2 separate regions of the Homo sapiens genome follow, and region 1 is linked to region 2. A link is a loop called in an ENCODE intact Hi-C map of the cell type or tissue named here. Cell type or tissue: PC-3. All regions are shown on one strand. Links, peaks and the distances in the headings refer to the core of each region. The heading gives the core; the rest is flanking DNA.

Evidence for each region. A loop is a pair of places that touch in the nucleus more often than their neighbours do. Peaks named below come from ENCODE experiments on the same cell type or tissue, not always from the same donor. Only the 100,000 strongest peaks of a DNase experiment are listed, where the experiment ranks them.
Region 1: a loop joins it to region 2, with 2.7 times the contacts of the local background. A loop is called at or near these places in 3 of 110 quality-filtered maps.

The regions. Positions count from the first base shown.
Region 1 is chr5:127,877,047-127,879,967 of GRCh38, reverse strand. All of the region lies in intron 6 of CCDC192 (coiled-coil domain containing 192), which reads right to left. Among named protein-coding and RNA genes, the nearest start is that of CCDC192, 180 kb to the right of the region's middle. In PC-3, for the core only: a CTCF peak has its summit at 1,613 (motif pointing left); a DNase peak (open chromatin) is centred at 1,607.
Region 2 is chr5:128,162,941-128,165,861 of GRCh38, reverse strand. The region is part of intron 17 of SLC12A2 (solute carrier family 12 member 2); the gene reads right to left. Among named protein-coding and RNA genes, the nearest start is that of SLC12A2, 81 kb to the right of the region's middle. In PC-3, for the core only: no CTCF peak of the experiment used is centred there; a DNase peak (open chromatin) is centred at 1,691; H3K27ac peaks cover 1,574 bases.

The DNA.
Region 1 (2,921 bases), core at 171-2,670, 290 kb after region 2:
CTATTTCTCCACATCCTCTCCAGCACCTGTTGTTTCCTGACTTTTTAATGATAGCCATTCTAACTGGTGTGAGATGGTATCTCATTGTGGTTTTGATTTGCATTTCTCTGATGGCCAGTGATGATGAGCATTTTTTCATGTGTTTTTTGGCTGCATAAATGTCTTCTTTTGAGAAGTGTCTGTTCATGTCCTTCGCCCACTTTTTGATGGGGTTGTTTGTTTTTTTCTTGTAAATTTGTTTGAGTTCATTGTAGATTCTGGATATTAGCCCTTTGTCAGATGAGTAGGTTGCGAAAATTTTCTCCCATTTTGTAGGTTGCCTGTTCACTCTGATGGTAGTTTCTTTTGCTGTGCAGAAGCTCTTTAGTTTAATTAGATCCCATTTGTCAATTTTGTCTTTTGTTGCCATTGCTTTTGGTGTTTTAGACATGAAGTCCTTGCCCGTGCCTATGTCCTGAATGGTAATGCCTAGGTTTTCTTCTAGGGTTTTTATGGTTTTAGGTCTAATGTTTAAGTCTTTAATCCATCTTGAATTGATTTTTGTATAAGGTGTAAGGAAGGGATCCAGTTTCAGCTTTCTACATATGGCTAGCCAGTTTTCCCAGCACCATTTATTAAATAGGGAATCCTTTCCCCATTGCTTGTTTTTCTCAGGTTTGTCAAAGATCAGATAGTTGTAGATATGCGGTGTTACTTCTGAGGGCTCTGTTCTGTTCCATTGATCTATATCTCTGTTTTGGTACCAGTACCATGCTGTTTTGGTTACTGTAGCCTTGTAGTATAGTTTGAAGTCAGGTAGTGTGATGCCTCCAGCTTTGTTCTTTTGGCTTAGGATTGCTCTAGAAAACCCCATTGTCTCAGCCCAAAATCTCCTTAAGCTGATAAGCAACTTCAGCAAAGTCTCAGGATACAAAATCAATGTACAAAAATCACAAGCATTCTTATACACCAACAACAGACAAACAGAGAGCCAAATCATGAGTGAACTCCCATTCACAATTGCTTCAAAGAGAATAAAATACCTAGGAATCCTACTTACAAGGGATGTGAAGGACCTCTTCAAGGAGAACTACAAACCACTGCTCAAGGAAATAAAAGAGGATACAAACAAATGGAAGAACATTCCATGCTCATGGGTAGGAAGAATCAATATCATGAAAATGGCCATACTGCCCAAGGTAATTTACAGATTCAATGCCATCCCCATCAAGCTACCAATGACTTTCTTCACAGAATTGGAAAAAACTACTTTAAAGTTCATATGGAACCAAAAAAGAGCCCGCATCGCCAAGGCAATTTCATTTTATTTTTTGAGACAGAGTCTTGCTCTTTCACCAAGACTGGAGTGCAGTGGCACGATCTCAGCTCACTGCAACCTCTGCCTCCCAGGTTCAAGCAATTCTCATGCCTCAGCCTCCCAAGTAGCTGGGATTACAGGGATGCATCACCATGCCTGGCTAGGAGATATTGGTTTTGCCTATCACTCCTTTCCAGTAATGAGATATTCCTTTAAGAAAGTGGATTTCTCCTAATCCAGCTCTGTGCTTTTCGTAGGAGCTGCCAGCTGGAGCATTCTCCTTCCCCACATTTACTCCCTCTACCCTGCCACCCAGTGGTGGGGACATGACCACAGTTTGTTCAACCTTATTTCCTCAGCCCTGGCCACAAAGATTGGTTCATATCCACAGATGGGTACCCAACCTAAGCTAGGACTGAGTTCTTTCTTGCACTTTCCAACTAGAGTTAGTGGAAAAATGCTTTCTTTCTTCCCTGGAGATTATATGATAAGGAGGGCAGCCCATAGCTGCTTGTGGCCATATTTCCATTCTCTTCTGAAGTCTAGCCTGAGAGAATCAAGTCTCAATGCAGAGAGAAGCAGAGGTGAGTGACACCGTTTCCTGATGGTACTTTAGACTGGAATCCATCTTTAGAGAGAAGCAGAGATGAGTGACACAGTGTTTCCTGATGGTACTTTAGACTGGAATCCATCTTACTCCAAGGCTAGTGCAATGCTCTCTCTTGGTTTGTTTACATGTGCCGGTAAATCACCCTTTCTCCTTAAGCTGTTATGACTGGAGCATCTTTCATTTGCAAACAGAGGTCTGAGAACCCAAAACAAACATTTTACAAGATAATCAGGGGAGTGGTGGTGTTCTAGGTCCAGAAATATGTGTGTGGGGGGGTGGGCCAGCCCTCATTGTCCTGTGATTAAATAGGGGTCATTGTGTATTAAAGTTACTGGACATCTTTTCACACTTTATTCTGAAGTGAATTCAGAGGCCAAGGTGACCAGATTTCTGAGAATGCCAGTTAATATTATTCTGGGACAACAATGGCCTTGACAACCTCCCGGACTATTGAATGTGGGTGAGGCTGCAAGGGGCCTGTGGAAGAGCAAGAATGTGCAAATATTTGATTTAGGATCTTAGTGCTAGATGTCAGTCGACTGACTTAGTTTCCCCACCAAATAAGAGAAGCAACATGTAGCTCCAAAAGAAAATCACTGTTTTGATCCATAATGGATCTTACAATGACTGGCTTTATTTAAATTTTAAATTTGCATCTGTTCATAAATACCCATGTTTTTCTATACAGGTAGTTTAAAAAAAAAATCCACAAAAATAAAGAGAATAATGGGCAAAAAAAGGGTAAGATTTAATGTTTTCTTCCCTATCCCAAGCCATTAGAGTTCTAGTCCCTCAGTATTATTTAAATTTTGCCCTATCAAAATATCCAAGAAACAAAATTGTCATTATACAGTAAATAATATTGAAAAAAATGAAACTAATAAGAATTAGAGACCTTGCGATTATATATATATATTTTTGCACCGGGTTTAAAACGCAATTGAAAAGTTGAAAGCTTCTCGTAAGCGAGCTGGGGAACTTTCTCCAATGTGCTCTACAATCATTGTCAGTTTC
Region 2 (2,921 bases), core at 261-2,760:
TAAGATAACCAGTACCTTCTTAATGGTGCAAAATACTGTCAGGGTCACTCACAGAAATTTGTTACAATCCTATAATAATTAAAAGGTTTTATTTTTATAAAGTTAACAATAACAACTTGCTGTACTCTGTATACTTACATTTTCAATTTTGTTACTGCAATAACTTTCCCTTGAATGACTGAAACTTCACATCTATCACTCTCATCCCTAAATCCTTTGCAAATTCCAATCAAAGTAGCTATTCAGTCAAAGGTTATGTTTTCAGTGTCCAAATAACAATATGTTTATCAGTGGAGTAATTAGCTACTGAAAATATGTTTTCTCTGGAACATACTTCTTTACTAAGTGATCGGAAATGAGTTCTTCATGGATTACATAATTGAAATCTATTTAGCAAAATGCAGTCATCTGAAGCTTATTGCACGAATTTCAAACATTCCCACTGTGTTATTTCTTCAAATCTTTAACAATGTTTTCTGTGCATCTTAAGCCAAAATTTGCTGACCAAAAAAACGTATTTAGTTTTGCTATTTAAATATGAAGGTTTAAAATTGAGTTGACAATCAGGTGGCTATTGCCTTACAAAAAATTTAAAGGGAAAAGGAAATACAAATATACAAAACAAGAAAATTAGCAATGCTAATGTCCTTTGCTCAAAGAGGTCTCTAAGCAAGCTATTTATTGATAAGATTGTCTCTTTTTTAAAATAGTGAAGTCTTAGGCTGGGCATGGATGCTCATGCCGATAATCCCAGCACTTTGAGAGGCTGAGGTAGGAGGATTGTTCAAGCTCAGAGTTCAAGACCAGCCTGAGCAACATGGTGAAACCTCATCTCTACAAAAAATACAAAAACTAGCCAGCCATGGTAGCGCACGCCTATGGTCCCAGCTACTCAGGAGGCTGAGGTGGGAGGATCACTTGAGCCCAGGAGGTCAAGGCTGCAGTCAGCTACAGCTACTGCACTCCAACCTGGGAGACAGAGTGAGATTCTGTCTCCAAAAAAAAAAAAAAAAACAAAACAGTTTTGTTGTGGAAGCTAGATACTTAATTGCTAGTTTAATGATAAATAGATGCTTAAGATTATAATTAGTAACTAGAAAGATGAGGGGACAGGGAAAAATTGAGGGTAAGTCCAGTAAAACAAATAACATCTAAAAACAGCATCTCTACAACTATACAAAAAGTCACTGTACAAACAAATTAATGTACAAAATTCTTTTGCCAAAGGTAATAAACAACTAAAAGACATTTGACACTTTGTGTAACAGGTTTCCCAAAGGTAGAAAGGAAAGAGAAATACTCTCAGCAGCAATTCACACTAAAAATTTCAGTTACTAGTTGTACAGAGGCAACCGGCACCTATTTGTAATAATATTTCATATAGTTCCTCAGACAGCTCTGCTAGAAAGTCAGTCTCCTAAGTATTTTTCTCAAAACAATACTCTTCTATTTATCCTAAAACTTTGCCCCACACTGATAGAGTTGTCATGGTCCACTGCAGTGAATATATTAGGTGGATGAAAGTAATCTGGAGGATGAATTCTAGCTCCTGCCAAATTTACAGAAGAATCATTTACACCACAGAGACTTTCTAGAGCAGTGATTCTTAAAGTATAGTCCCTGAACTGAATCAGCAGCATCACCTCAAACTCTGTTGGAAGTGCAAACGCTGGGCCCTCACCCCAGATCTGATTCATTCTGGGGTGGGGCCTAACAATCTGTGTTTTAACAAGTCTACTAGATGATTCTGACGCATGCTGAAGTTTAATGACCACTGCTCTAAGGAAAATTTTTCATTCATTTCCTTCCTAAAATTTATTGTTTGTATAAATTGGCTATCAGAATGTTCCTATAAATTATATAAAGGAAGCAAGATTTACCTACTAGAAATAACCATATGACCCAGTGTAGCATTCTACCTAAAATATTTCAATATTTCACATACAAAAATAAAGTATAAATAATAAACATTCATGTATCTACCGCGCCGTTAAGAAACATGAGAAACACAGTAAAGCCTCCACTGTATCTTCATGTTCTCTTTGCATTTTTACTATGTATTCTATTACTTAGAAATGCATACATATAAAATTTACTACATTTTTAAAATATTTAAATCTTCATATTGTTCATATACTTTTTAAAACTTGCTATTTTTCCTAAGCACTGTTTCTGAGGTGTATCCATGTTGATATATATAGCTCCTCTTCACCACTGTATAGAATTCTACCATACATTTGTACTACATTTTCATTTCTGTGATTGATGGTTGTTACTTCCGATTCTTTTTCACTATTACAAATGACGTTGCCATGAAGTTTCTTTTTTTTTTTGAGATGGGGTCTCGCTCTATCGCCCAAACTGGAGTGCGGTGGCATGATCTTGGCTCACTGCAACCTCTGCCTCAGGGGTTCAAGTGATTCTCCTGCCTCAGCCTCCCAGGTAGCTGAGATTACAGGTGCGTGCCACCACAACTGACTAACTTTTGTATTTTTAGTAGAGACAGGGTTTCACCATGTTGGCCAGGCTGGTCTTGAACTCCTGACCTCAGGTGATCCACCTGTCACAGTCTCCCAAAGTGCTAAGATTACAGGAGTGAGCCACTGTGCCCGGCCTGAAGTTTCATATAGCCTTCTTCACACGTGCAAAAGTTCCTGTGAGATGCACACCTAAGAAGAGAGTGTCCTAGAATATTCAAACCAAATTTGCAGGACATTTTGCCAGGTTGCTTTCCTATTTTGGACAGCGTTGTTGTCCAATCTACATTACCACAGCAGTTCAAAGATTTCCAATTGCTCTATGTCAGGGGTGTCCAATCTTTTGGCTTCTCTGGGCCACACTGGAAGAAGAATTGTCTTGAGCCACACACAGAATACACTAACACTAATGATAGCTGATCAGCTTAAAAAAAAAACTCACAA